Linked DNA regions of Homo sapiens: region 1 is linked to region 2. Evidence: chromatin loops called from intact Hi-C (ENCODE). Cell type or tissue: heart left ventricle. All regions are shown on one strand. Links, peaks and the distances in the headings refer to the core of each region. The heading gives the core; the rest is flanking DNA. Region 1 overlaps MITF (melanocyte inducing transcription factor). Region 2 overlaps MITF (melanocyte inducing transcription factor).

Region 1 (16,174 bases), core at 6,798-11,797, 82 kb after region 2:
CCACTTTTAGAAATACACATACACGAACAAAAAAAAACATATTCTGGATAATTTAAAACATCCTCTATCAGAACCTTGCAAATAAGTATAATAAAGTATACCATTAGTCTTTGGGCAGATCATTCGATTAGAGTAAGTAGGTCCTTAGTCATTATCTGTGGTGCAGAAAGCAACATAACCCAACTTGGCATTTAATAAAAGAGAAATAATCTCCTTTATTAAATATATAAATTATATATATATATATATCCTACATATCATATATAAATATCTCCTTTGAATACGTGCACACACACACATACAAACACTTGACTAAGTATTCTGTATTCAGATAAAGCCCCTTACCTTTCTTTTCTATTTGTTCAACAAAAACTATCAGTCAAGAATAACTAGGAATATTAGAAGAGTCTATCACATTGTTAGAAATCTAATACTGTACAGATGGGCAAGAGAGACAAGGAGCATCCAAGCAAAAGGTAATTTCAGGTATCTCAACTTCCCCACAATCTGTCAGAGGATACCTAGGTCTCTACTTCCAAACCAGTATTGTTCTCACACCTGGAAAAGAACCTGTCTGTTCACATGCATTAAATGAACTGGAATATCACTCCAAGGGAAAATCAGAATTTCCACCTCCTGGAAAGGATGGAATAAGGTCAAAAGGTGTTTATCAAGGGAACTGGTCTGTTCCTCTCATCCTACAGTACATTATACTGAAAGCAGTAAAAATTAGATGAGAATAATTTTTCTTATCACTAGTAGGAAATTATCTGGTGATGTTTAGGACTCTATTCTCATCTCTGTTAAGGAAATGTGTTAATTTTTATGTTCTCTGAGGCATGTGCAAAACAAAAACACTCACCTAGAACATAATCCCCTCAGCATTTGCCATTTGTAACTCCAATTAAGAGATTAAATATTCCTAGATTTACTGAAGTAGATAGTAATAAAGGATATTCAAAATTTATGAAAGGTCTGATGGTTACTTTGAAAGAACTAAAAATCCTGAGAAATAAGTATAGGTAGAGAATATTTAATCAGGGAATGCTCCAGAAGCAAGAAATGGCCTACAATAAAACAAGCTTCAAATAGAGAATACTGCCATGTGCAAACATTGCCCTAAAAACACACCCTCTGTAATGCTGCTTGGGTTTAGAAATCAGACAGGACTGGGTTCGAGTCACAGCTTATCACTTAATTAGCTTTGTGACTTTGAGTAACTCACACAACCACACTTAATCTCAGTGTTCTCATCAATTAAATGGAAGAATAACAGCAACTAATAGACTTGTTGTGAAGATGAAATTAGATAATGCATGCAGAGTCGCTAGCACATAATAAGCATTCAATAAATGTTAGCTACTATTATTCTATTATAAGGGTCAGGTGTATGGGTATAGGGCTAATTTGGCCTTGGCATCCACTGATTGATAGAGATGATAAACAAAAATTAAGAGCTTATGAAGCCACAGGTCAGGGGGCCAAACAAGTAATTCAAAATGGCTCATGCCTTATTTAAAAAGTCAGCTGTACAACAACCTCTCTAAATTATTATAGCAGACTGAGATTCTTATAGGGCAGGGCCTCTGTGTACAGCCACTCAGGCTGTGCACTGCACAATGCCAGGGGCTGCCATTCCTAGGCCATGATCTGAGCATGCTCTCTGCAGTTGTACAATGTTGCAAACCTGTCTGGAGTCTATCAACTACCTTCTGGAGATGTTGAACCCTAAATCTTTAGTGCAATGAACTGTGTTAGTGTCTGTTCCAAATGAACTTAGGAACTCATCAACGAGACAGGCAATCTATTCTGGATCCTTCAGGAACAGAGCTCAGTAAAGGGGTAGAAAGTACATTTAGAAAAAAGCATGCCAAGCCTTCGACAAGAGATATGCTGTTCCTAACTGTGTTGGAATCACTCAAATTCAGAAAGCCTGAACAGCAGGGAGCTCAGACTAACGCCTGCCAACACCTGCTGCTGTGGCTAGGAGGTACAGGGACTGCTTGGGAACAGAGATCTTGTTAAACATAGAGCTTTCACCCTTTTCTTATTTGCATAAGCAGTAGGACCAACCTTTGGGGGTGTCAAAATCTAATGAGAATTTGATCAGAGTTAATGGCCCTTTATCGGAAAAATACAGTATACTCCCACATTTTGTACACGTTTTCAAAAATCTAAGCAGGGATGACTTCATAGGCATGAGATCTATGCAGGTGCACAGGGCCCTGGGCTTGGTTTAATGCTCGCTGGTGTCGTCTTTACAATCATAACAAGGGGCTCCACATGTTCATTTTGCACTGGGACCTGCAAATTTTGCAGCCAGTTCTGAGTCTAAGGAGAACAAAAAGCGCCATGATAAAGTACATTTTAGTTGCATGTATTCAGGCTAATAAACATTTGGAAGTCTTATGTAACAGACTTTATCTGAGGGGCTCTTTTCTGAAAAGATACATGATTATGGACCCAACATTAACAACCTGGTCACGTATTTGAAAAGAACATGCTCACCCAAAGCAGAAAAGATCTGTCTTATCACTTAATAGTATTATTTTTTAATGAACTGGACACCAAATAGCTACAAATGAATTATGCTTCCAAAGGAAGCCACTGTATTAACAACCAGGTTTCTCCAGAATCACAGTTACTACTAAAAAAAAAAACAAAACTCACTATTATGTGGTTTTCTAAAAACTTCAAAGTAACATGAATGCTAAACAGGAGAATTTGCTATGTCCCTCATTTACCTTTGATAAACAGTGTCACCAATATCTAGACATCTTGATTTCAGTGGTAGGTTGTCTCCAAAGATGGTCACCAATGGACAAGGCCTCCCATCATTCATGCTTTGTGCAGTCCCTTCCCACAGTGAATCTGGTCTGGAGCAACTTGCATTAACTAACAGAAAGTGGCAAGAGTGATGTGCTAGCAACTCTGGACCTAGCCTTAAGGAGACTAGTAGCTTCTATTTATTCCCTGTTGAAACAATCTATAAGGAGTTCTGAGCTAACATCTAATTAGTCTGGTTACCCTGCTAGAAAGGCCACATGGAGAGGCCACAAGAGGTCCTGAAACCAACGGAGAAAGAGAAAGTTATAGCCATCTTAGAGCCCAAGGCAGGCTTCAAGATGTCTCCAAATCCAGCCATCATCTAATGGCAATTCCATGAGAGACCCCAAGCTAGACCAGGAAAACTGCTCCCCAGTCAATTATCAGAACTATGTGAGATAAAACAGTTATCTCTTTAAGCCACTCAATTTACCCAGTAATAGATAACTGAAATAAGCTCTAAACATTCCATCAAGAAAACAAAGAACCCACAGGGTGAATCTAGCTCACAGATGACTGCTCATTGGCATGCATCTTCTTTGTAATTTTATATTAGGTAACATTTAAAAATTGAGAGATTTCACAAAGAAATTTAGATTTCTGGCATCTAAGAAATCAAAACACCAGCCACACCGGACCTATAGTCACAAATGGTAACAACCAGTGGTAGAATAGTAGTTATCCCTCTAGACAGAACTCACTGTCTCGTCCAGCCTAACATCGTTTCCACGTGGCCCATTTTCCTTCAGTTGCATTGCCCTGTCTCTATTAGATCATCTTTTAACCCCTATAGTACTTACCAGACTGCATGGCACACAGCTGACCCTCAATACCTCTTTGTTGAGCAACTACACAGAGCATCAGCTTCTCTTATCAGCCCCATATTGCCAAATATCCCTTCTTCCCAATCCTATTGTTATGCCCCTACTCTCAGATTATTGCAAGAGCCTCCCAAAGGTGTCCTAGCTTCCATGTTCTTTTTCCAATCCATTCTAGTCCACAGCTACTAGGACAACCCACTTAACACAGACTTCAGCATATCATGGATTTCCCTTTAAAAGACTTCAGTTGATTTACCGGTTGTGAATTATACTAAATGTTACTACTGGGTGACACTGGATAAAAGATACATGGATATCTCAGTACTTCTCACAACTGTGTGTTAATCTATAATTATATCAAAATGAAAATTTTAATTTTAATTTTAATTATATATATTTTTTGACCCCCAATTTCACTTCTATCGACATTAAGTTTCCGTGAATTTTTAAGTCTTCAGTTGCTCCCCATCACATACAGAACAAAGTTCAAGCTCGCTCAGCCAGAATTTCAAGGGTCTCCTCATTTTGACCCTTATCAGAAACAGTAAATCCTGAAAACTTCTAATGTACTTTGCACACTACATGTGTGTGATAAGCCTGGGGCCATCCTCCATTATCCTGTAAATCTTCTGCATTCTCCAACATGGAGTTCACAATATCTCCCAGCAGAAATTAATCTTTCCCTATTCCACACCCCATCATATTTAACTTGCACCTTCAGTGTGTCATAGCCACCCTTGTTTCAGAGGCATTTTTGTGTATGTTTGTAGTAAGGATGTAAAGACTGTCTCCTGCTCTTATCCCAATTTCACCCAATTTCACAGAACAAACCAGTTCAGAGAAGTTAAAGAAAATCACACAGCATCGGGGTACACCTTGAGATGTCTCTTTCCAAAAATCTCTGCACCTTCTGCTATGCCTCAGAATGACTGTTAGCTAAAACAGTCACCAACAGAATTCTGCAAACATTAGGTGGTGAGACTATCTTGAATTAAACTGCAGCAAAGGACAAATATTTGCACTTCATGATACCCCGAATAATGTTACCTTCAAAAAGAGTGAATAAACATTTCCCTTCTGTAGTTTTAAACACAGAATAATTATATTCTTCACAGATCAAAAGTCATCATAAAGGGTATGACATTTTCCATCATACATTCCCTGCTTTTACTTGCACATCAGCCGGCGAACACCAAATGGAATTTTCCGCACTTGCTCGAAACCCAGAGAGGTCCACTGAGAATTTAGTAATAAGGAAGATTTGGAATAAATCTGAGAGAAAAAAAAATGGTTTTTGCAAGTTGAGAATTTTAATCAGGGAAAAATGTATTTAACATACTTTAAAGACTACTCAGAGCTATATGTGTTAGAAGGTATCTAAGAAAAATATAGTCAAACTTTAAGCACACTTCATACTGTATATGTTAATAAGAAATCATAGCTTGTTCTCCCTTCTTGATTTACACTCTTCTTAAAGTGTAAAGCAGTTGTGATGCCCAGAGGAGCGGCAGCCATCTTGCAACCATGAGGTGACAAATATTAGAAAAAAGTCAAGACAAATCACTGAGATGCTGGTTCTGACATCATGGAGCCACTAAACAACGGCAGTGATTACAGAGCCCTGGGCTTCTTGTATGGAGATAAATAAATCCCTATTTGTTTACACAACTGTTAATTGGCAATTTAATTTCATGCTTGAAAATGCAAACCTGACTGAAACACAGGTTCTACCCCAAGAACCAGACTCGTTCTAAAACAGTCAAATGACTATACTCATCTATTATACCCCATAAACATCCATCTACTCTACCACATATAGGAGGAAGAATTAATATTCATCCTCCCCAATCTGTTTTGTCTACCAAGAGCCTCATCTCCATGAACAGCACCATTGTTCTAACCACCTGCCCATGTGAGAAATCTAAAAGACATCCTTCCCTCCTTGCTCTCTCTTACCACTTAAGTCCAACGAATCACCCACCCTACGATTCTCCTTCCCTGATATCTCTCAGCTCCACCTCCTCTCCATCTCCACAGGCAAGTCCCGAGTGACCCCAGCTCTTGCCTACACTGCTCCTTATTGGTTTTCTTTGTCACCATCTCCTACAATACATTCTCTGTGGCACCGCCAGAGTGATCTTTCAGTAACACGAATAGAATGCCCTCCCTCCCACTTAAAACCTTTCCATTCCTCTCTATTGGCCTTCTAATAAAGCCCACCCTTCTTACCATGGCTTAAAAAGTACTTCATTCTATGGCCCCAGTGATACTGAACTTGAATTTATCTTCCCTTCCAGGTTCCCGCCTTCCAACCATGGCATACTGTTATCAGAGATATGCACATGCCTAGCGGAAGTTCCCCCATATATTTTTGATGGGATAACTTGACTTGTCCTTCTAGATCATATAATCTAGGAATTTCATCAGCACTTCCATATTTTGACTTGAAAGGATCTGACATCCAGGCCTTGATGCGACCATTAGCACTTCTCTGCACACCTGACTTCTCAGTGCAAGCTCCCACCCTTCATTAAAACACAGAGGACTTCAGGACCAATGCTACTCAAAGCCCTGCTTTTCTCAAACATCATTTGTACTCTGTATTATAATCACTGTTTTTTCTTCCCTAGTCACTTGAAACAAAAAAGGAAGTTGAACTTAAAGATATATTGCAAAACAACACACAGGTTTAAATATGGATATTGTAGCAACAATGACCCAAATGACTAAAGTGGAAAATGTTACCATCACTGGAATCAGGACTTATTCATTTCCAGTGATGCCACAAACAAGATATAACATTGAAATTTAGACCATGTCAAAACTTTACTCCATGAACATAATCTCAGTTAAGATAGGAAATAGACTTGACTTAAACACAGTTTATATGATGACTTTTTAATTTTTTTTTATTTTGGAAATTTTAGTTCCTGATGTTTCCTATGAGTCATTTTCCATGAATATAAAACTGTCCACCCAACACTGACCCTGACTAACTCTGATCTTTTGTGATCTGCAAAATTGCAAATGCATGATTATAAGACTTTTACTGGATATTTTTCAATTTGCTGAAACAGCTCCATTTATAGAAATACACCAACAGTAACATTACTCTCAACATTATTTTCTACATATTAATCCTTTTTATTTCCACAGAGTGTTTGTGGAATTCACTTCGAATATAAGTTCTATATAAGCCAGAGGCATATTCATAGTAGGACTAAAAATAATGGAAATAATCATAGTAATGGTAGTAGCAATTACAAGAAAAGTCTTTGCTATGAGTAGTGAGTATTTTCCATGTTCCAAATCCTATGCTGAGCACTTTACATATGCATTATCTCACCGATTTCTCATAAAAATTGACATTATAACTAGAATCATCCGCATATTACAAAAAGAGAAAATTGAAGCTCAACATACTTGGTACATTATGAAGTCTGGTTCAAGAACTTGCAGACTAACTGTCTGCAAGACCCAGACTTCTTCATCGCAACAAACGTATATATAGCACTTACCATGAACCACAAGTTGTTATCAACACTTGACACATACTAACTCAGTTAATCTTCATAATAACCCTATGTAGCAGGTATTATTACTATCTCCATTGTGCATATGAGGAAACTCAAACACGCAAATGTCAAGTAACCAGCCCAAGATGGCCCCACCCCTGAGTGCAAGTCCAGGATTCAGAAGCCAGGCCCTCCAGAGTCTGTGCCCTTAACTATTATCCTATGTAGTGTACTATCCCCTACCTATAAGGCATTTATAATGTGCTGGGCATTGTGACACTTTTCATATATTATCTCATGAAATCCTCACAATAATTCTGAAGGTAGCTGGTATTTTTATCTCCACTTTACAATTCTGAGGCTTACAGAAGTTAATTCAGTGGCCCAGGGTCACACAGTTTACAAGTGCCACATTGGTGAATATAAAGTAGCAACTTCTAAGTTTCACTCTCCCACTTCCCTAGTTATTTTCCTAAGGCATGAATGTCTGGGAAATAGCATGCATCAGATTTTCCACCTCTTTAAAACTCTTCAGTTCATATAATTTAGGGTGTGACTATTCATAGATACCTTTGAGCTAATCTTCTGGGAGCCAATGTAACCGCAATGCACACTGCAAAACAATGCACGCTTTCTCTGTAAATTAAAAATGCCAACCGAGCTTGGGAAAAGCCCATCTTTTGATATGAACAATTAGGGCAGTTTAGTTTTAGAAATAAAGAAAGTCCACTGTTCCTGCTTTTCTTTTTTACACACAGTAGGTAACTCTGCTCTTTCTTCTACAAAGAGTCCCAGTCAGTTTTCTATGCCTACCCTCTTAAAAGTTCCATTACACAAGCCAAAACAAATCCCTCCAAAAAAGGATTATGAATCCTATTAATGAAAAGTGGTATTTTCTCTATTCATTTTTAATAAAAAGAATGGGGGATCCAAATGGCATTAAAGCTCATTTCTGGAAACAGAATTAAGAAATAAAAATGCAAATATTGTAAAATAAATTGACAAATCACAGCCCCTCGTGTCAAGCCTATACCAATTAAAGAATGCTGATTTGTGTGTATCATTGGGTTTTGGTTTTTGCAGAGACAACCCTTAATAAAATTCCAGAAGGCCACAGACTTGGTGATGTTAGAGACAAGAATCACATCTTCTGTATCCTCAATAATACACAAAACCAATAACAGTTGTTACCCTCAGCTGAGACAGGCAGAGACATTTCACATAAATAGGTGAGAGAAAACCAGTCTTCTTTCCAGTCATTTACCCTTTCACTTATGGAGTCATACACTGCCTATCTGTGTTACAGCCTGGCTTAACCTCTGAGAATAAAATGGAGAACAAAACAGCTGTGCTCCTTGGCCCTTTGGAGTAGGGAAACAAACACTGAACATACGGATGCATATAGAATAATTATGTAAACAGCATGAAGGATAAGATTAGGAAACCATAAAAGAAAAGCATGGTAACCTAATTCAGATGAGGGGCAAGGAGGTGGGTTGGGAAGCAACCTTTAAGTGGAGACTAAAGGATGAGTAGAAAGAAAACAGAAGAATGGCAGGAAAATGTTCAAGATGGCAGGAAGAATGTGTGTGAAGGCCTGAGGTGTAAAATAACTGAAAGGAAGCAATGCAATGTGAAAGTCAAGGGCTCTTGGTTCCTGTTTCCAGCGTCAACTTCTGAACCTCAGTTTCCCCTCCAGCTCTAACAGTGCTCATTGGTATGGTCATTTGCCCCCTAAGCATTACCACAGGACAGCTGAGGTGCTAACATGCTAGCCTCCTCCTTCCGAGAGCCACGGTGCTGGTAACCATGGCAACTTTCCTCAGCAGCAAGGCCTCTAGCACCCCACACCCCAACATACACAGGGAGCCTCAGTTGAAGGGGAAAGTCTGGGAAAGTGGCAGCCCTTCTACCTCTTGGAAAGTTGCTTCCAGAATCTTTGACCTGGAAACTTAGAATACTCCTAGGCTGCCCAAGAAGCCAGTTAACAGAACACAAGGAATACATTGCGTCAGTGGATAAAATGACTAGGGCTCCACGTGACTCCCAACAGAGTTCATACTGGAGGCCTGAAGACAAGGTAAGACTAAAGCAATACTTCTCCACAGAGGAAATACAGAAACTGACTAGCCATCCTGCTACCTGGGGTACCAGTCTAGAAGGAGCACTATAACATCACAGGAAGTAGAAGAAATATTCTGGTGGAAGGGAGAAGATTAAGATGTCCAAAGGACATTCTTGAATAATAAAAGACGGTCCCTAAACCATCTTCTAATAAGAGTTACTTACCAGACCTTGGTGTGCCAAACATCATGATGCAACTTTGGGGCAGAGCCAAATTGCTCAGGGCTGTAGAAGAAAGCCTGCCAGGCCTCTGGCACCTCCTAGCATGTGTGGCACTAGGTCTAACTGGTTGTTGAAAATATTAAACATTTTTAAAGGATATTGGTATGAAGACATACCTGAATATTAGTCTGCCTGTGCTCCCATGGGCCTGCACCTAGTCATGGCTTCTGGCCCTCTTTTCTGCCATTAACACCATTTTGTAGGGTACTGTCTTAACCAGGACTGTCTCCTCCATTAACAACACTTTATGAGTTACTGTCTTATCCAGGAATCTCTCCTCCTACTCAATTCCTTAAGACGCTGTGTCTTATTTATCACTGTATCCCAACTGATAGCTCAGTGCAATACTCTACAAATCAATTCTATTTTCTATAACAAAAAATAGTATTAAGGCTAGTGATAAAGCTTATAATCTGTGTTTACCCTTACCATTTAGCCTTCAAGCAACCTTTAACATCAATATATAGAAGTATTAATGCTTCATAGTTTTCAATTTGAGATGTTTATGGAAAATTTTTTAAGTAAATAAAGCACAGAAAGATAATTTACAAATCTGTGGTCCAGCTATGCATACTCAAGGAGAAATGTAATCAGCCATACACATGAAATACTCACAGGAAGGCAACTAATCCAGGGTAACAGTATCAAAACCTGGAAGGTCATGAAAAACTATCCAACCCACAAGCATTGTTTTATAAGAAGGAATAAAATTGAAGCTAAGGATGCTGAATTTATTTGCCCCTACCTAGTGACAAAACCGTGGTTTACATGATCTCCAAATTCACAGACCCCTGTTTTCCCCCACCACACTGGGCTGCTACCTGAATTAATCAGATCATGCTACTCCTTTAGCTAGAAATCTGCAACGGCTCCCAATTTTTAATGAGTAAAAGGCAAAGTCTTTGCAAACCCTTACAGTGTCTGCCTCTGCCCCAATCCCATTCCTTCACTGACCCCACCTCCTGCCATTCCTGGAACTCCCCACTTTGCTCAGCCTGGTCCAGCCGCTGTGGCCATGATGCTGTTACTGAAGTAGACTCACTCCTGTCCAGATACTATGTACTTACTCTTCCTTCTGTCTGCTGTGCTTTGCCCCCAAATACTGGCATGACTCCCTCATCTTCTTTGGGTCTTTTCTCAAATGTCATTTTCTCAGTGAGGCAGTCCTTGTCCACTCAGTTTTAAATTACAAGTCACCCCAAACCCAGCCATGCTTTATCGTTCTCTATAACACTTACCAGCATTTAGCATATTATGCATTTTACTCATTCACATATTTATTTCTACATCTGCTTGCCCATGTAAGTTCCATGAATACAAAGATTTTCAACAGTTTGGTGCCCTGCTGTATTCCTCATACCTAGACAACTTCCTGAAACATAGTAAAACCTCAATAAATATTAGCTCAATAAGTGGGTGTATGGATTGATGGATAGAGTTCAAGAGTGGCCCAAATCCAGAGAATTCAAGAGCTGTGAAACGTTTGCTAGCATCTGGCAGCCCATAGGAAGCAGCTGGTGGCATGGGTGTCATCTACTATCACTATGTACCCACTTTTAACTGACACTCACTGATACTCCGCATGGAAGTCAGTAAACTAAGGAATGAAGTGACATAAAGACTTGTCAAAGCAATCCCTTTTAAGGCTGCATGACTCTCTGGGTTAAAGAGTGAACTAGCAAGTAAATAATTTTTATCAGAAACAAGATGCTGTCACATGCACAGAAGTGGAAATCACTTCTAAATTGCTTCCCTGTGCCCCTCAGCTTAAGACAGAAAAGGATGGTTTGCTTAGATTGGACATCCCAAAAAAGAGACTAGACTCCAAAAACTTTCTGGCATGAACCAACATTTGCCATTAGGCCTGAATGGCTGGCACAGCTGAGCCTCCATGCACCATTCTAAATATAAAACATGAAGCTTCAATTATAACTTAATGACAGATATATAAAGGAAGATATTAAGAGTGCCCAAAAATAAGGCAGTAGGAACCAAGGGTAGATATTAAAACTACATAATATTTGGCCTGGCCATCAAGGAAAAAAAATTAATAACATTCAACCAGACCCAAACTAACATAAGCAGTTTATGCTCTTTCATGTTTAAGAACCCAATAAAGGTTTGCATCCAGGCTACTCTTACCCCACCAGTACCTGAAATAGCAAAATCATCCACAAAGAACAACTTGTCCAAACTTAAAAGACATACATCAATCCTAATTGATGAAAATTAAAAACCAACGATCTCCAAATGCATCACCAATTTCCAGTCTAATTTAGAGCTTTATAGCCCAACACACACATAAATGGAAAAGTAGAAAAGTTTTCCATTCCCAATCTTAGCAATCCCTCTCATGCATCAAGCATGCATCGCGATGGCAGGCTACCCAGTCCAATTCTCTACACACATCTGTTAATCAACATGAACCCCATGTCACATTTTAATTCATTTGCTAGAGAATTTGGGATGATTCAAGTTCTGAATGCTGGTGCCATTTTTAAATGGCATTAATTTCACATGGAAGTATTTCAAAAAAACAAAAAAGGAAAACTACTAGAACTGTTGAAAAATATTTTAGCATTTACTGCAATGGTAACACTTACTTTCCAGTATTCTCAATTTCCTTAGCTAAATTTAAGAGGGCTATAGGTATTCTCTTAAATCTATGATGGCTGAAGCAGCTATGTGTGTGTTGCATCCTATCTGTAGAATCCTCCCCGTTCACTAATGACACACTGCTGGAGAATCACTTGGGACCATTCAAAACCATTAAGGCTATTAACTCTGACTTGGGCCAAGTTTAATAAACAAGTGTCATCCAACAGGAAATGAGTTAAGCTGGCTTGTAAAGTCATTTAAGCAAATACTCAAAGTCAGAGCGCCTGACAAGATGCTTCTCATGGAATTCTTTTGCTGTTGATTTTGCCCAATTTAAATCAGAGCTCACTGGAAGTGTTCATTTCAGGAAAAAAAAAAAAACCCATGTTTAAACGGAGTAACTTTCAGTTGGTTTAAGTGACCACCTAAAAGAATTCCTAAATGTTGCCCAAGTCTCTCTGGCTGTCTCATACATAGCAACAGCAGGTGCACAATAAATACTTAGGAAACCAACATGGAATGAATCCAGGTCCACCTACATAAAATCAAGTTTCTGATCTGGAAATTCTAGATCATAAACAGTCACACATGAGAGAAGCGGTTGCTGTCAGTTACGGTGGTGCTGTATATATTTTTGTCATGTCTAAGTAACACGTGCATTTCAAAATGTGGCCACCTTCGGATACTTGTTAATGCTAAGCCCACACCTAGAACATTTCATTTCCCAAATGAAATCATTCTTATCTTTGAATAGTTCTCTCACATATTACCTTCAAAGAAACCTGTCCTAATAAAAGCCATTCCTACTCTACTTGGCCTCCAGATTTAACCACTTCCTACATTCAACCATCCTGGGACCTAGCTTTACTAGACTTCAATTTTGACCTTATTTATCTTGCCTTTTGTCATAATTGCTTCTTGCTTTCGTGCTCCATTAAACACTAAGGTTTTTGAGAGCAGGAACTCAAAACACTTTAAATTCCTCTCTCTTCATATGCAGTTGCTTTTGCACAGTCAATACACAGTAAATGCTGATTGAATTGAAAGGATCTCACTCTTAGAATGCAATTCTCTCAGAGTCTCCAACTAGTCTAGTAGCTTAAAGACCAATCCTACTTAAAAATTAACTTGAATTGTAAGTACAACAAAATCACTCCAAGTTATTAACCTAACCATTGAAGTGTTTATTTTCCTACTTGGAAAACCAGGTCAACCACAGGGACCAACCTACCCTGGATAGGTGACTCTAAAAGTAATGAGGTAATTTCCTTCAAAAATGACAAAGCTTTCAGGATTCTCTGGAATGCATACCCATTAATGTGTCACCATTAATCATTCCCTTTAGGTAAAAGCAACACTAGAACATTTCAGAATTTTCAAGCAACATCATACTATATACTCAAGTATCAACATAATCTCAATTTGATGGTCCCATGGCTTACACAGGGAGAAGGAATTAGGAGGTAGATTTACCAGAGATACTAAGAAATCTTTTTTCAAATTTATGAAACTATTTCTATACTTATGCCCCAAGGATGTTGTTCACTGCATTTTTATAAGCATACACAAATATCTATCTGAGTGAAAAAATGAATGAGAGGGCAAAGGAGTATGTTTTACTACCAAACTAGCATTGCTAGATTTAGCAAATACAGAATGCCCAGTTGAATTGAATTTCAGATGAATAAAGAATATTTTTTAGTCTCGCTATCCCATGAAATATCTAGAACAAAGTTATAGTAAACAATTATTCTGTATCAGAAATCCAAATTTAACTGGACATTCTGGATTTTATCTGGCAACTCTGCCCCAAATTCAGAAATTGCATTATTGAGTCTCCAGTTTAAAGAAAGAAAAGGCACTGGCACATGCCTGTGGTCCCAGCTATTCAGGAGTCTGAGGCAGGAGGATCAGTTGAGCCCAGGAGTTCCGGGCTGTAGTGCACTTTGCTGATCTGGTGAGTGCAATGAGTTCGGCATCAATATGGTGACCTCCTAGGGGACCACCAAGGTGCATAAAGAAGGGTAAACCAGCCCAGGTTAGAAATGGAACAGGTCAAAACTCCCGTGCTGGTTAGTACTAGGATTGCACCTGTGAATAGCCACTGTACTCCAGCCTGGGCATCACAGCAAGGCCCCGTATCAAAAAGGAAAAAAAAAGAAATCACATAGCAACGACTACACTTTGTGAAGCCCTAACTTTCAGAAAGAACAAAATAAGTAGTCAAAAAATAATAATTTTTAGAAAGCTCAATATAATGATGGCAGGAAAAATAGTTGAGTAAGATATGAGTGCTAACTAGGTGCCAGACTACCAAGATGAAAACCCTATGTGTGCATAATCTCATTTAATTCTTGCCACATCCTTATGAGGTAGGGACCATAATTATTATTATCATCATCATTATTGTTATTATTACTGTTATTATTATTTTACAGATAAGAAATCCAAGATATAAAGAGAACAAGTTGCTCAATGTCATACAGTAGTACAACAAAGACTCAAACCTTGGCAAATTTAACAAAGGACTTACATGCTTACCCACTACTTCATTTTACAGGTGAAGAGAGAATCTTAGTGATTTGCCCAAACTCACACAGCCACCAATCAGTGCAGCTGAGATTCAAACCTAGAACAGTCCTACTCCAGAGTTTTAGTCTCAACAAGCTATTGCCTCTCCAAATCATGCAAAATGGGACACATGCCCTCCCCACCTACATCAGCTGCAATTACCATCCTAATAAATTTGAATGCTTCATCTTTAAAACACAGTGCTTGAACTTACAATGGCTTCCTAGGAATTTGTATCAAACCCATTCAGCTGAATTTTGACTCCACATTATTATAAATGATTCTGGGTTGGATAGGGAATGTGAGGAAGATTTCTATTAGGGGGAGGAATTTGTTGTTACTGCCATTTCTGTACCAAAACATCACTTTAAAATAAGCCACTTATCTAGTGTCTACCAGTCTTGCTGCCTCAAGGCAAATTCTTGCTTCTGCACATGAATTCCAAACACCGGTAATAACCTGGAACACAGATAGAATGGCTAATCTGAAGCAGCCACCAAAGCCAAATTATGTATGGAAGACTTTTCTTCTTGGATCAGGAACTCAACAGCCCGGATTCTTCCATGTAAAATATCATGTTCAGAAAATATGAGAAGATATCTAGAACTTTTCTTGGAGCAGATTTACTTATGGGAATCCTCATATGCCTTATTCTAGATGCTTGTCAATCTATGGAGTGAAGACAGGTGTCTTTTATTAGGGGAGGAAGGTGTGTATGTGAGCATGTGTCTGTGTGTGTACATGCAAGCATGCTCCATATAAGGCACAGACCTTGAGGTTTATCTTCTTATCTAACTTTATCCTCCAAAATTTCCTATAGAAAGCAGAGAACATGTTGTCAGACTATAAATTAACTTCAGGAAAGGAGGGGAATCTGTGGAGAGCATGGACCCTAAGAATTTTGCTCATGCACCTTATAAAGACTACTTAGTAATCAATCATTTTCTTTTTGCTTGATTGTGGGCAGAGACCATGTCTACTTTACACATGATTGTATTTTCCAGGTGCTTGGTACAGAACAGGCATCCACCTACATGATAAAGAAATGAACAAGCAGTCACTTTATTGTCAGCAGTAAGCAGTTTACATATAGCCTTACTTTTGTCCTCACTGTCCTTGAAATCTTTAACAAGGTTTTTACCCTCTTGCAATCACAACCTATCTTCAGGGCTGAACGATGCATGTGTATCATCGTTCCTCACAAAGACAGTTCAGCTGGAACCATCCTAACTGGCCTCTGTGACACCAGCCCTGGCCACCCTCCAACCCATTCTTCATTTGGCAGCCAGAGCACTATTCCTCTGTATGAAGCTGGCCGCACTCCCTGGTGCTCCAGCCACACTCCGTGCTTAGACTGTCTCAGTGCCACACTATGCTGCACCTCCATGCCTCGGTCTACCTGGAATGCTTTCCTCTCATCTGTTTGACAATCATTTTTTATTTTTGTTTTTTTGTTGTTTTGTTTTGTTTTGTTTGAGATGGAGTCTTGCTCTGTTG
Region 2 (16,174 bases), core at 8,882-13,881:
TCATTAATAAGGCAAAAATTTATAACATTTCTAGCATAGTGACATTTTAAACACATAATTATATATACTTTGTTTAGAAAATGCTCTAACATTTTATAGAGGTGAGTAATTAAGCTGTTATGACGACATAAAGAATGAAAAAAATCTAAAGTATCTGTTAAAACAAACTGCAGCAGAAATAGAAGCTCAAGAAGTTAGAAATCATTTTTAAAACTACCTTTTATAAGACCTTTTAAAGATGTATCTACTGAAAATGATGAACTTTAACCCACACTTAAACTTATGGTAATTATATTTATATTTTTTAAGAATCAAATTCTAAAAATAGATCTGCTACATCTAGTATTTTTCCATTATTCTTGCTGTCTTTAAACACACCTTCACAAGCTGCTGAACATAATGCCTTTCTGACTTAATCAGAACCTCTCCCATGACCCAGGAACGTTCAGTAAATAATGATTAAGCTCCAGAGGTAGCTTTTGCATAAGTTGATTTGCTTGAATGCCTATTCACTTGGGGACACAGCTTTTAGCACTGTTTTCAAATCTTATCACCTAACAGTGAAAGTAAATGTTAAAGGATGTGGGGGGAACTATACTCTGTTTAGTTTTTCTCCATTTTAATATTTCTTTGAAATTGCCATTTTTTAAACTTGTTCTACATTTATATGCCAGGCAGACAATTCTGATGTTTGGATGTCTGTTTCCCCTTCCAAGAGAAAAAAATCAATATACAAGAATGCAAAGAAGATGTTCATTAATGCAACTGTTACCATTCCACAGTCAGGAAAAAAAAAAAAAAAAGGTGGGGGGAGAAACCAAAAATTCACAGTGTTTACAATGGGAGAGTTTGGACAAATGTTACTACTGTATTAAACACACAGTTTTCCTGAAGAAAATCCTGTTTTATTCATAACAAAGCTGGGCTGCAGTCTATCTTGCAATCATAAATCAAGCTCTGCTCTAACTCAGATTTTTCAAGCAGTCGCGGTATTTTTGTCATTATTAACTTAAGACCAGTATTCAATTTTAAAGGAGAGGGCAAGGATATTGGGTTAGCATTTCTATCTACCACCCCCACCCCCACCCCCAAATTAGTTGTTATCCTTGTCATAGCCACCTACCAGAGGTTACAGCTGAAGCTGATTAAAGCCAGTGAGAAGTAACAGCTTCAGTATTTTTAACTCCCAATAAACCCTTCTCTTCCTTTATCCTCCCCCTTAAAGAGAAAAAAAACTGCTCCTCTTAAGTGGTCCCGGGATTATTTCCAGAATAAAACTTCACTTACAGATACAAGCTTTCAAAGGAGCATGGCATGAACATCTGAACTCTAAGCGCCTCCATCTTTTTTCCTTTAAGGTGTTCTGCAAGCCCTTGGCGAAGAGTGAAAGTCAAAGTTAGTTCTGGCACTGGCTGTGTCACTAGGGGTGGCTCCTGATAAGGCCCTGGAAACTCCAATCCAAACACAGCTCTGTGCTAGAACGGTGCCTGGTTTCTGTCTGCAACAGCAGACCTGTTTAATCCAGTACCTACTGTACCTGCAGGACAAAAACGCTGCCTCACACCACAATGAGGGCTACTCAAGGACCCAGGCACGGCCAGGGAGGCAGCCCAGCAGCCAGGCAAGCACCTCGGGAAGCTTATTTAGCCTTACCCAGCTCCGGTACTGGCTGAGGCTTGCAGAGACTGCACATTATTAGAGAACTTAAAAGGAGAGGTAATTTCACATACCAGTGAATTGTCAACACTTACTGGAGTCACAGAATCTAGGAGGGAGGACTGTGGAACTGCTTGTGTCCCCTCTCAGTTTGGGAGCTCTCGGGCATCAACTCATCACACAACTCTAGGTGTTTTGCATCTGTGCACAGGCATTTTTGGAGCTTGATAATTGAATATGCCCTCCTTGCTGACAGGCTAGAGATCCAAAACAGCATTCCTTACCCTCAGACCCCAAGAATATTAGGAGGGTTGTCCTTGCCCGGTTCTGGTGGAAGTAAAACACAAACTGCTCCTAATTATGGCCACCATCTTTCAGGACACACAAATCGTTAGGCCATAAACTGTGTATTCTTAAGACTGTCATCCAATCTAATTCTGAACACATTGGTATACAAGAAGAAAAAACAGCAATACATGTTCTCAAAAAACACTTTAAAATGCAGACATGACAACATCAATATTATCAAATATTCATGCAGCTCCTACAGGACTCAGCACACCAAAGATGCCCTACAGAGTTGTGAAAATATTGTATGTATGTTTCTCCCTACACACAATTCAAAGGTCATAACAAAGACATCTGACACTGACTAGCTGCATACACTGGGCAAGTTACTTCACCTCTCTGTGCCTACATTTATCTCCAAAGTAAATGGTTGGAAAATAATGCAACCTCTTCAGCCATAATCAAACTCAAATTACGTGATATAATGAAATTATCTTTTTTTTTAACTTCCCTCTAATGCTAGGAAATATCTAGCCAGGAGTCTCGGCCAAACTATTTCTGGTTCTGTTTATTCTCTGCTCATTTTATTCATTCTTTCTTTCTTTTGTTCAATAAATATTTATGGAACACCAACTGTGTCCCAGGCATTGTGTAAATTCGTGGAGTTTACAGTCTAATGGGAAACACATATTAAATAATCACATAAATATGTAATGAAAAATGTCATAACTGCTGCAGAGAGGTGAAAAAGTTAAAATTTAAGGGTCAGGAAAGGCTTTCCTTAGGCAGGGACTTCTGGTCTGAGATCTGAGTTGGGGAGAGGAGGAGTATAGAAAAAATGCTTTCCAGGCAGCAGTAACAACATATGTAAGAACTATGAGGTGGGAAGTTGGCAGGCAGACTCACTATCACTGAAGGACATAGTATGAAGGAAAAACATGGTGCCCGTGAGACCTACACAGTGACCAGGACCAGACCATGAAGGATCTGGTAGGCCAGGGAAAGGTCACTGATTCTGTTTCAAGATGAACAAGAAACCACAGAGAGATGGCAAGCAGGGGAACGATGAGCTCAGATTTGAGTTTTTAGAAAGGTCTCTCTGGTTGCTATGTTGACAGCCAACTAGAAAACTGTCAGAGTTAGCTACTGCAATAGTCCTGGTAGGAGGTGATGGTAGCTCATGGGAAGGGCAGATGTGCAAAGTGGAGAAAAGTGGGCAGATTGCTCGTAAAACTAAGGACCAATAAATACGATTAGAGGAGAAAGTTCATCAACAGCAGTCATTGAGCACTTTCTACATGCCAGGTACTGTACCAGGTATTGGGGTAAACAGATGACTAAGATGTTACACTATTTATCTTACTAACCTATCCCACCTCTCTTTTCCTGCCTCTAGCACAGTTTGGCATGAAAATCAAGAACATAGATTCTGACGTTTATTTATCCAGGTTCAAATCTCACCACTTACTAATTCTATGACTTTGTACAAATTTTCTAAACTTTCTGGGCCCCAGTTCTTTCACCTGAGAAAGGAGAAATAAGTGACTACCCATAGGTTATTGTTAGAACTGAAAGAGATGACAAGTAATGTGTTCAGCATTGTCTCTGATGCATAATAAACGCTCAATTTTTAAAAAAGCTCTTACAATTATAATCATGGTTAGTGCTACCTGTCCTGTATTAATATTGACCAATCTAGAGAACTAAGAGAAATGAGACAGAGTGAAAAAAACAAATGAAAAATCAAGAAAGTGGAAGAGCAAGAAATAAAGAAAGGATAGGGAATAACCATATCAGAAACTTTAAGGGATAATTTTCTAAAAAATCAAGCCAGGGACGGTGGCAGATGCCTGTAATCCTAGCTACTTGGGAGGCTGAAGTGGGAGGTTTGCTTAAGACCAGGAGTTCAAGACCAGCCCAGGCAATGGAGACCCCATCTCTTAAAAATAAATTTTAATGAAATAAAATAAATAAAAGTTCAAGCCAGATTTTCTCTCTCACCTTAGGCACTATTTAAAGCTGAGTAAACCTACAAGGCACTCGGGTACATCTTAGAACTGAAACTCTGATTTATTACATGCTCACACACAGGGAAAATCTGTACCCTCCATGAGTTCTCAAATATTGATCACGAAACCAATGGTATCAATTCCAGCCCTTCCCGAAGGGGACATAATGTGGTGCCAAATATTCCCCTGGCAGGTTCAGCCAGTAACATCACCTGACTTTTTATGTTGGACAATCCACCGCCTCAAGAAATATTTCTATTGACAATTTACACCAGTACTTTAGAAAGATCTACCTTACAGTACAGTTCTAAGGGAACCTTCTTGGATACAGCAATGAAACGTCCACTAGCAAATGGACCAAAGCTTGGCTTAAATATGAACACAGGCCACCATATACAAAATTCATGAGATGTTACGTGCATTTCCCAGCACTAAAATACTGCTCCTCAAGTCATCACCCAAATTAACGAACACATGTCTTCTGGATATCAAGAACCATGTCCGTTTGGTTTAATGTTGTATCCCTAGAACTCAGCAGAATAAACAGTCCATGGCTTGATGAATATCTTTAAAATGAATCAACGTAATATGTAAGCAACTGTCTTGGGCACATCTGTACTATTCAGATGTGTTTCCTGAGTTTGTATACATATATGTATATGCATATGAACACACACACACACACACAGAGGGAAAGAGAGATAGAGAGAGATACCCAAATCCTAAGTTTAAACACAGACTAAGAATTTGTAGTGTGGTTGGGGAGGAAAAAATAATATCAGAAAAACTAAGCACAAAATGCAGAATAAAAACATCACCAGTACTCCAGTGCTTCTGCAATAATAAGTACTACTCTTTGCCCTAAATTGCAGCAAATCAACTACAGTCATCAGAATTCTTACTGACCCTTTAAAAGCTGAACCTTAACTAAAATGGGATTTAAAGTAATCAACCATCCAAGTGACAGCCAACTTTTTCCTTGGAAGCTAAACTGGGTTTCAGAATCTTTTTGGAAGGAAAAATTCAATCACTGCTTTGAACAGGTTAGAAAAGAGATAAGGGATTTTACTTGTTATCCTGTCCAAGACTTAGCTGAAGAAAAGTAATGCTACTGTTTTATCATAGCTCAAAATTCTTCTTATTTTATTTAGGCATTAAATGTTTTATTGCCCAGCCCGAGCACACCATATTTTCTTATATTCTTTCTTTTGATAGTCATTTTTCTTTCCAGTAAACTCATACTTCTACTCAATAGCCCCACAACAGTTAACACTTGAGAGCTTACTATGTGCTGGGTCCTATGTTGGCCCATGAACTACACACAATTTAAGAAGCATCTACTTGGTCTTGGAATGTTTCATTATGATCCCAGCCAATGGTTCCCCAACCTGTCTTCCTATCAGAAGCACTTGAGGAGCCTTCTCCTTACCCCACCTCCTTAAAATAAATACAGGAGATTTAAGAAGTATAAAGTTCAAGGATCTTTCCCCAAACAAATGAGTGAGTGAGATTCTGCAGGGGTATGGTTTAGAATTCTGTGTTTCTAAAAAATGATTCTCATAGGGGTCTAAAGTGAAGTCAAGTCTAGAAACCACTAATATATAATATAACATTATAATATATATAGCTATATATAATATTATCTATGTAAATGGTCTGTTAAGAGTGGCAGGAAAATACTCAAGAATGGAAGCTCCTTTTATTTATTGAATAAAGAAGTTACTCATACATTTTAATTCTTTAAAATATCCATGTGGAATGTTCAATGAAAGCCTTATTGTGGGGTAATTAAAGAGTTTCATCAAAGTAATAATGAAACTCACAAAGTACTCTCAAGAGTAACACACACATCTCTTTTGTCCAGATGGCCTCACACTCACATTCTGGGAAAAGTCACATGCCACCGAAAGGCCCTTCAATCCAAACATTTATTAGTTTTCCCAGCATGTGTGTGAGAGGCACTGTTCTCAGCGCCATGGGGAAGACAAGGATGAAGATGCAAGAGGCTCTGCTTTCCAGGCGTTCACTCCAGAGAAACCCAAGACTCACACTCACATGCCAATGGGAAGAGGGTACAGGGAGGACAGAATGCTAGAGCCCTCTTCTCTCTCCTCTGCAACTCCTTCCCTGGCCTGGCGCCTCCTGACCTGGCAGATGATGTTTTGCAGGTCTTATATTTCTTCCTCAGAGAGGTCTTCCCAGACCATCCTTCCTAAAGAAGAAACATCTCCTTTTGTTTTGTGCTCTTGAAGCAAGCTTCTTTCTTTTATAGCACTTAATTCAACTTGTAATCCTTTTATTTATCTATTTGTCCTGTGTTCTTAAGGGCAGGTTCCTTGTACTTACCTTTTTCTCAGTGCCTGGCACATAGTAAGTATTTAAATATTTGCTGGATAGATGGATAGAAGGAAAGAAGAATGCATGAATGACTGACAAAAATGAAAAAAGGTCAGATAAGGAAGGATCTATGAAGTATAATTTGAGGGTAGCATTTAATTAATTATGAAGAAAGTCAATAGTCATAAATGGGATATACAACTGTGTACTCTTTATTTGCAAGCTTTTAGTGGCTGAGCACAACTCACTTTCATGCAGAAAGTATTGGGGTACAAATTTGCAAGGAACTGGTCCAGCGGCTCTAATTTGAAACCATCACAGCATGACTGAAGAAAATTTTTAATGACTACCTACTTGCAGAAATAACTGTGCAGTAGCACTCACTCACGTTTATCTCTTTCATCCTGTTTCTATTTTTTTCTCCTACCAAGAACAGATCTGCCTGTAACAGTGATATTACAGCATCCTCTCAAAGACAGCTCATTGTCCCCGGAAACCAAGGAAGCCCTTCAAGGTTGAAAAGGGAAATAAAGAAGAGACTAAGATGACCCCACATAAACCTGATTGGGATGCAGCCCAACATTATTAAAGAATGGTTAAGATATTTATACAAACATCCAGAAGGAAAAATTAAATGTTTTTAAAAACTGTTTCAAAGAATCTGTCCAGAGGATAAAAATATAGTCTACAAAGAGGCATCTCAAATTCTGTCTAAAGTGAATTTTTTTTTTTTTTTTTTTTTTTTTGAGACGGAGTCTCGTTCTGTCGCCCAGGCGGGAGTGCTGTGGCGCGATCTCCGCTCACTGCAAGCTCCGCCTTCCGGGTTCACGCCATTCTCCTGCCTCAGCCTCCCGAATAGCTGGGACTACAGGCGCCCGCCACTGCGCCCGGCTAATTTTTTTTGTATTTTTAGTAGACACGGGGGGTTTCACCGTGGTCTCGATCTCCCGACCTCGTGATCCGCCCGCCTCGGCCTCCCAAAGTGCTGGGATTACAGGCGTGAGCCACCGCGCCCAGCCTAAAGTGAATTTTTAAGCAATTAACAAACAAAAATATATAAAACATTAGCATGACTCTTTAATATAATAATCAATACCACGGATTAATCCCTTACCTTAAACTCTTTGATATTCTCTCAGTGTTCATCTCAAAATAAATACTTGTTCCTGCATTAAAGGTTATGTAGAGGCTTTTCTTTGTTATCTATAAATGGCAACCAGTATTTGCAATAAGAAAACTACAATCTAGAATATAAACAGAGTAGGTGAGACAACACAAAGTTGGAGAGAACACACTGATGAGATTATGCTGCTTTGATAATATTTTTAAATGAGAAATTTAGTAAAAATGCAATTTACTATCTTATCAAGGTAAGTAAACAGGAAAAGATAAGGCCGTCATCAGTGTGGGGGACAAAGTTATTCACAAGATGACTTTACAATAAATAAAATCTCCACATCAGCACCTGAAAATCATGGTGTTTTTATCTCAATTTATGGGTTAACTCTTTACTCATTTAAAAAGAAAAATGTGGACATATATTTTACTGTTAGTAACTTTTTTTAAGTTATGAAATATTGAAGGACAATAAGAATATGAATGTCTCTGCCTATCTTTTAGGGGTGTTGTGGATTGAAACAGGAGAGTGCATCACCATCATCTTCATCTACAACATCAGTTTCTTTCTTCTTCCAAGCAGGAGTCAAGGTATTATAATATTTTAAAGCAACATGCAATTCAGCTGTAGAAGTGGCCTCCATGGACCACCTTGGCTAAGCTCACAGCCGCTGAGATGAACCCACCCTTCCCTTGATTCCATCTCATTAGGAGATCCCAGGACATCAGCAGTTCCATGGACCATCTAAATCCATTCTGGTCCAAGGAGGAGCCAGAAGAAGGGACTGAGATAAAGAAGACAGGGATATTCTGCCATCTAGATTTTATAGTCTATTCATATAAATTAAATGTTTGTATTCCAAAGAGTGAGCAGAAGGTAGAGAGACACTGTTTCTTGCAGACAACGATGCCATTGTGGAAGGTGGTATGGAAGTCACTGGTGTGCAAAACCTCCAATTTGTATAAGATGTGGTAAGGATCCAGGGCAGTGGTTTCAACCTGTGGGAAGCAAACTTCTGAGAGGTCTGCTATTTAATAAATGTGTCACTCCTATGGATATAAACATGGCACCATTTTTCCAACTGGAGACAGGATAGTGTGGTGATTCAATGCAGACACACACACCACCCTTCGTATCCTAGTTTTACTCTGGGTAAGGCATTCGACTTATGAGTCTCAAGATCTGCATCTATAAGATGGGAATATTAATACTACCTATTTCATAGATTAATACTATGATTGAATGAGATAAAGTATGAAAAGTACTTAACATGGTACAAGAAAAATAGCACTCAATCAAGGTGACACAAGGAGCGAGGACTCTATTTCAAAACATTGTTAGGTAATGAAAAGTCAGCCCTTAGAGCCTCAAAGAACTTTAAATTCTAGGGCAAATAAAAGTTATTATTTGGAGACAATGCTTAAGGTAGTTTTGAATTTTGATATCTTAAGAGGTAGTCCAGATTCAAAATACATGTAAGTTCAGGAAAGGTATAGATAAATCTGTGAATAATATATTCATAGTGCATAACTAAAGACTAAATATTGATGGTATCTGTAACTTCTGATAGTAGACAACAAACTCTGTCTTTTCAGTGGTTGTCTTAGCTACAAACCAAATTCTAGTCCAGGAAACCTTCTGCTCTGATTCAGTGTGTCAATCATAATTTTTGTTTATATTTTTTCTATGTAAACATACCCAGGAGTCACACAGGAAGTCGTGTATTTAAATAAGTAAAACTATAAAAAATCAAACCTCTTTATGCTAAATAAATCACCTTATGTTAAATTTTTGCTAACAGTCAAATTTCTCAAACTTTTAAAGCATCTCAAAACTTACTCTCATACTAATGACATCCTGTTACAGTTATGCTGAGCAAACAGGATTTAAAATGAGAAAAATAATATTTGCACAAAAATCCTTCCTGTCTGTTGATTAATCATAATAAACTCTAATCAATCATAATAAACTCAATGCACATTAGCTTTCTGCATCTAATTGACACTCTAGGGAGTCTTACCTATAATCAAAGTGTATATTAATGTTGATAGTAAAATATTCAAATAACCAATATTTTAAATTAATAGTCTGTAATTCCAATGAATATTACCATGAAATAATATAAAAGACAAATTAAATCCTTACTTAAAATATTGTCATGTGTTCTTAAAAAAATAATGCCTAAAAAAACTACTAAATTCTCCCCTTAACATTTACTACATATTAATTACCTGCCAGATATAACAGGTAAGGCTGGTAATACAGATATAGAGAATAATATAAACCATAATTTAAGCTTATCTTGCTCCTAATATCAAACAATATTGGTTCATTTTTAAAAGATGTTAACAAAATCATGAATAAAAGAAGGAAGAGTCAAAATTATTAAAATCCATTCATCCACTAAACAAATATTTATTGAGCACCTCCTATGTCCCAGGCACTGTTCAATAGGCTTAAGATGCATAACTGATATATCATGATTATTAAGAGAAAAATGTTCTGGGGTAATGCTGAATGCTCAAATTATTTATTAATTTAAACAGACAATGTGAAAATTGAATGCATTTGCAACCTTTAAACACCATCTACAATGATATTCCCATTAACAAACATGTTTAGTTCCTATACTTGATCTAGATCACTGCATTTTCATTTATTAGCGTGTTGGGAAAGAAACATGAAAATTTGAAAAAAAAAAACCATGAGATCACGTCTCTGCCTTATGTGAAAAAAGAGGAAGGAGGAGAGAAGAGACATGGAGAATTGTTTATCATATTGTCACACTGATAACTGTATCTCATATTTGCATATCATACCCCATGTTTATTATTAAACAAATCTTTTTTATTTAAAGAAAGAAACTGGGGGGGGCAGGGATTGAGATATGAGTATCCTGTGCAAAATCAAGAGGTTAATGTGCCACAGGTCTGGAGTTTGAAACTCCAGAGCCCACACTTTCCTCTCTATGGTTCTCTGTTCCAAGTTTTTGTAATCTACCCAATGAACACAAAAGCAAACTAATTCTAAAATTAGAACCTTGCACTGGAGTTGCCTCTTTACTTGTCTGTACCCCACACTAGATTCTGAATTCCATAAAGGCATGAACCATGTCTGTTTAGGTCACTACTTCATTCTTTCACCACATACAATTCCAGACACAGAGAAGGCACTCAATAACTATTCACCAATAGGTTAAATGATTAATTAATTGACCATAATGGCTTCTCTTGGCCACCTCTAACGATGATCTGACTTAAAAAAAACAAAAACAAAACAGAACAAAAAACACACACAAAAAAACAGAGAATGAAGCAGACTTCCCTGAATATTATACCAAGCATGAATTCAATTAATGGCATTTACTAGAAAGAAACAATGTTTGTCCTCAAATAATTTAATCTAGTTAGAAAAGAGACTAAGAAAATATGAGATTACAAGGAAGAAAAAAAAAGTAACCCAACATATCAACACAATTTATACTTCTTAATAGAAGAAGAAAGTTCTCAAAAAAGGAAATAATTTTTCAAAAAGGCTTTCTAGGGGAAACAAGGTCTTTGGAAATTTGGGGGAGAATGATAGGCTTCCTTTGAGAAACATGGTAAATCTTGAGCAAAAGTTCCCAAAGTGTGGGATACAAGATGATCTCAAATAGAGATGTACAGACTTCACATTAACTAAGCATGGAATCACACAGTGAGAAGGGCCCTTTCAAATTTCTTCCATCTAAGGAAAGTCTCTGTTTGATGCTAATATGTCTTCAATCTCTCAACACTTGCCCTTTGTTCACAATACAGGTCAGACCTCAGACACCTGCCGGTCCAGACAATATACCTAGCAAGAATCTAACAATTTTCTTTCAATTTCATTATATTGATTTTAATACCTATTTCCATTCGTGGCTTCCATGTATGATAACATTTCCTTTAAAACATGTAATATTTAAAGTTCCATGTGGTTTTTGCAAGCAAAAGTAATGAAGTTAGCATGAGAATAGCTAAAATTTAGGAAACATTGATTGAGAGATATAAAGAATGTGCTAGAAACTTTCAGTGGAAACGAGATTAAACACAGCCCCGATAGAGTGGCCCACTCTATTGTGGTGAGAGGCTAATAGCTACAAAGAATTTCAGTCTGATAAAGAAAACCATGTAGGGTTCTGAAATCACAGTAAGTGAGCCCAGCCCCAATCTCTCACTAACTGTGGGAAATGAGCATGACTCTCAGATATGATTCCATACAGAAAAAGTGGGAAGCTGGCCAAGTAGGACTGAGAATATCACCATGGAAGTTACATGCTGCGTTTGTTGATAGTGCCTGTAAATAAGACCTCTAGCCCAGGGGAAAACAAAACAAAACAAAAAAAATCAAGGCTGTCAGAACAAAATGTCAGGCATGCTACAGGTTGATGCTTCGATATATAAAGACCTCTCCTCTAATGCTGTGAAGGTCACTCTGGCCTGTGTTATCTCCTGGAACATAAATTTAGCTTACAGTCCATTTTTGTTTTGGTTGTTATCTAATTTCATAATGAAGTACCAAAAGAGATTCCTAGTACAATTTTTCCCCCAGTATTAGCTATATAGTACTTCATACACTAGATGGAGCCAGCTTTATAATGCTTTGGGATTCGTGAGCAGGTTTTGTGTTGTACTTGAAAAAAAAAATCATTACACAAAGTTACGGGAGAGCTGTGTGCTAACTAAATATACTTTAAATGTTTTAAATTTTCATTTCAGAGGTCAAAAGGCCCTATCATTTTAGCATTTTCTATAACTCTTAAGCTTAAATTAATATCAAAGTATCAATAATACTATAAAATGTGTATTTCAAATATATAAATCTTGTAACTCATTGGTATTTAACTTCTTTATTAACATGTATTTATTATTATAGATTTTTAAACTGACAATTTCAAAAAGATATGTACTTTTTTTTCTTTAAGTGTTTTTTTTTTTTTTTTTTTGCTTATGGGAAATGGAAGCAATTTTTAAATGCAATGCAATGAGCATGATCATCTCCCTTGGACTTATAAAGACTGCCTCTGGATTAGGAGGGGTTTAGGGCAAAGAGAGTCACACGTAGGCAGAATGTAGACCATGAGAGCAGAAAAGTAGTCCCTGGGGGGCGGGGGGTAAAACTGATAACATGCTTACAACATGAGGGGGCTGGTCTCCAGGACCAGTAAAAGTCAACTACCAAAAGACAAAAGAAAAATACCACTGTTCACAGTCACCAACCTAGGGCTGGGATGGGGCAGCAGGGAAGTACTAAGAGGAAGGTAACTTCTGTGATTCTCTCCAGTCAGTCATGGTAACTCACTGCCTTTTCACTGAATTTTAATACTTTAGAGGAGTAATCCTCAACAAGGGACAATTTTGTCCCCATGGGACATTTGACAGGTCTAGAGACATTTTTGGTTTTTGCAAACAGAGAAACAAGTGCTACTGGCATCTAGTGAGTAGAGGCCAGGGATGCTGTTAAACATCCTACAATGCACAGTATGGCCTTCACAAGAAAGAATATCTGGCTGCAAAGGTCAATATTGCCCAGATTGGAAAACTCTATTGTACAATAAGCACCTCTTTCATACAGAAGACAAAATACAGTCAGCCCCTCTGTATCCATAAGCTCCACATCCACACATTCTGCCAACCATGGATCAATAATATTAAAAAGCAAACAAATAAAAACAATGCAACAATAAAAAATAACACAAATAAAAACTCAATATAGTATAACAACTACTTACATGGCATTTATGTTGTACCAGGTATTAGAACTAATCTGCAGGTGATTTAAAGTATATGTAAGGATGTACATAAGATATATGAAAATACTACACCATTTTAAATCAGACACTTGAGCACCCATGGATTTTGGTATCCAAAGGAGTCCTGAAACCAATCCCCCAAGGATACCAAGGACAACTGTAGTTCCACCTCATTGTAAACATTAAATTATTAACAAAAAGTTTTAAGTCTATGGGACACAATACATGATTTACTTCAGTCTATCACATATGCCACAATATTAGGGTCAGTGGGTCCAGGGATTAATGATTAAGAGGGAAGTGATCAGCTGGGCTCGGTGGCTCACGCCTGTAATCCCAGCACTTTGGGAGGCTGAGGCGGGAGGATCACGAGGTCAGGAGTTCGAGACCAGCCTGACCAATACGGTGAAACTCTGTCTCTACTAAAAATACAAAAATTAGCCAGGCGTGGTGGCGTGCACCTGTAATCCCAGCTACTGGCAGGAGAGTCACTTGAACATGGGAGGCGAAGGTTGCAGTGAGCTGAGATCACACCACTGCACTCCAGCCTGGGCGACAGAGTGAGACTTTGTCAAAAAAAAAAAAAAAAAGACGAAAGAGATCAATAAACTGAGGAATAATATTAACACAATGCATCACTACACATCAGTAAACATGAGTGATATGCCTTTACATGGATAAAATCAAGACAGATGTGGAATGAAAAAAGAAGTCACATAGAATCTTGCCTTATGACCCCATTTATTTAAAGTTCAAAGCATAGTTTAGTGATGTAGTCAACGATTCTAAAAGTGTAATGAAAAGCAAAGGAGTGATTAGAACAAAAAGGATGATGGTTAACTAGGTAGGGAGTAAAGAGGAGAATGCCTCAAAGATGAGGCTTCCAGAGGGTTCTATTTTTTAAGATGGATGGTGGGCACATGGTTATTCATTTTATTGGTCTTTACTAAACGGACAGGTATTGCTTTCTATATGTATGATATATTTAATAATAATAATATTGAATATTGTTAGTAATGAAAAAGTTAAAAAATAAGCCATATAGGGAAGTAAAGAAATGGATACGGCAAGTATAAACTACTCTTTAAAGACATTAAGAAGGATAATAGTGAATTTTGGCATAATTGGCTAAGGTACCACCAGGGTCAGAGGTATCTCTTACTCTTCCTTCCCCTTAACCCTCTACCGAACAGATGCTTATCACATCTTATCTATCAACCACCATCTCTGTTCTCACAGATATTCTGACATGGTGAAACTCTGGCCTGGACTACTAGGTTGTTCTGACAACTTCCCCCAAAATATTATACACCTACTACTAGATAACACTTCCTAAAGCACGATTTTGCTGTTTTCAGGCAACTATGGTCACAAAATTAATGGTTCATCACTATACAATGAATGAATTTTTTTTTAATGTTTTATTTAGACTAGCAATCAAGCACCAACTTATCCTTCTGGACTTATCTATTGTAATGATTCAAACCAATATAAACAACTTATTCTCTAACTCTAGCTGTACACTCTTGCTTGGGGTGTTCTCTTGCCTGGAGTACTACTCTTCATGCACTCACCATCCCTATCAAAAAAACACTACGTATTCTTCAGTAAAATGAAAGGGAGATGTATTACCAAATGTTGGTGAAGAACAGAGCAAATGGCACACTCAGATGCTGCTCCTGAAGGTGTAAATTCACAGAAAGACTTTTGGAAAATGGTTTGCAGTATCTACCAAAAGCTGAACATGTGCATGCCTCATAACCTAGTAATTCCATTTCTTAACCCAAACCAGATAAATTTATATGTGTGTTCACCAAAAAGCATATAGCAATAATGTTCATTGCAACACTGCTCATAATAGTGCAGAACTCTAGGCAAACCAAATTCCCATCAACAGTGGAATGGATAAATGGTGATGTAATCATACAATGGAATATCCTATGAGAATGAACTACTGCTACATACAAACAAGGGATAAATCTCACATACATAATGTTAAGCGAAAGAATCCAGATATGAGAGTACATGCTGTATGATTTCATTTGTATGAAGTTAAATAAAACCCAGACATGATTAATCCATGGTGTTAGAAGTCAGGATAGTGATTATACTTAGAAGAGGGGTTGACTAGGAGGAGGCACAAGGGTGCTAGTGATGCTCTATCTTAGAGATTGGGTGCTAGCTATCTGGTGAAAATTCCTCAGGCAGTGCATGTAAGATGTGTATACTTTTCTGTGGGAATATTATATTTCAGTTAAAAGTTTACTAAAAATACTTTAAAAATCTACCTATTCTTTAAGACTATTCCTTGACAAACCTTCTTCACTTTCTTAACAATCTTCCTTGATCCCATCTAGATGCCTCTTTCTCCTCTAATGTCCCATAATATAATTATAATCTTAAAATCACCCTAAAATTGTTTGTATATGTTTGCCGAAAGAGATGGTTACATTACTGAGTGCATGGATCAGTATTTCCTTTAGGATTTCCCATAAAGCACTGCATTATAGCAGCTCACCAATAAATATTTGTGAGGTTTAAATTAAATTTATGAAATTTAAATTACATATATCGGCCTTTTCAAAGCAACATTTCTTTGTGAGCATGTGAGCATATTGGGTAAATGTTTTCATCTCCTTTTTTATTCTTTTACTTTTATTTAGATACACTAAAATTCACCTTCCGTTCGAGTTTTGAGATGCACAGAGCCATGTCACCACCAGCACAATCAAGATACAGAACAGTTCCATCACCTCAAAATACTCTCTTGTGCTACTCCTTTGTAGTCAAAACAGCCCCCATCTCCAATCCCAGAAACCACCTATCAGTTTTCTGTTTCTATGTTTTGCCTTTTCCAGGATGTCATATAAATGGAATCATATAGCATTCAGGCTTTTGAGTCTGTTTTTTGTCCCTTAGCAAGTGCATTTGACCTTCATCCACATTGCTACAGGTATCGGTAGCTTGTTCCTTTCTATCGCTAATTAGTATTCT

What was found. Hi-C counts contacts between places; a loop is a spot of excess contacts. Peaks named below come from ENCODE experiments on the same cell type or tissue, not always from the same donor. Only the 100,000 strongest peaks of a DNase experiment are listed, where the experiment ranks them.
Region 1: a loop joins it to region 2, with 2.4 times the contacts of the local background. A loop is called at or near these places in 6 of 110 quality-filtered maps.

Annotation. Positions count from the first base shown.
Region 1 is chr3:69,767,563-69,783,736 of GRCh38, reverse strand. All of the region lies in intron 1 of MITF (melanocyte inducing transcription factor), which reads right to left. It also overlaps the pseudogene RN7SL418P. Among named protein-coding and RNA genes, the nearest start is that of MITF, 36 kb to the right of the region's middle. RefSeq lists an enhancer at 13,121-14,320. In heart left ventricle, for the core only: no CTCF peak of the experiment used is centred there; a DNase peak (open chromatin) is centred at 9,516; H3K27ac peaks cover 1,376 bases.
Region 2 is chr3:69,851,460-69,867,633 of GRCh38, reverse strand. All of the region lies in intron 1 of MITF (melanocyte inducing transcription factor), which reads right to left. Among named protein-coding and RNA genes, the nearest start is that of MITF, 120 kb to the right of the region's middle. RefSeq lists a cis regulatory region at 1,441-1,542 and a promoter at 1,356-3,558. In heart left ventricle, for the core only: a CTCF peak has its summit at 12,002 (motif pointing right); no DNase peak of the experiment used is centred there; H3K27ac peaks cover 1,893 bases.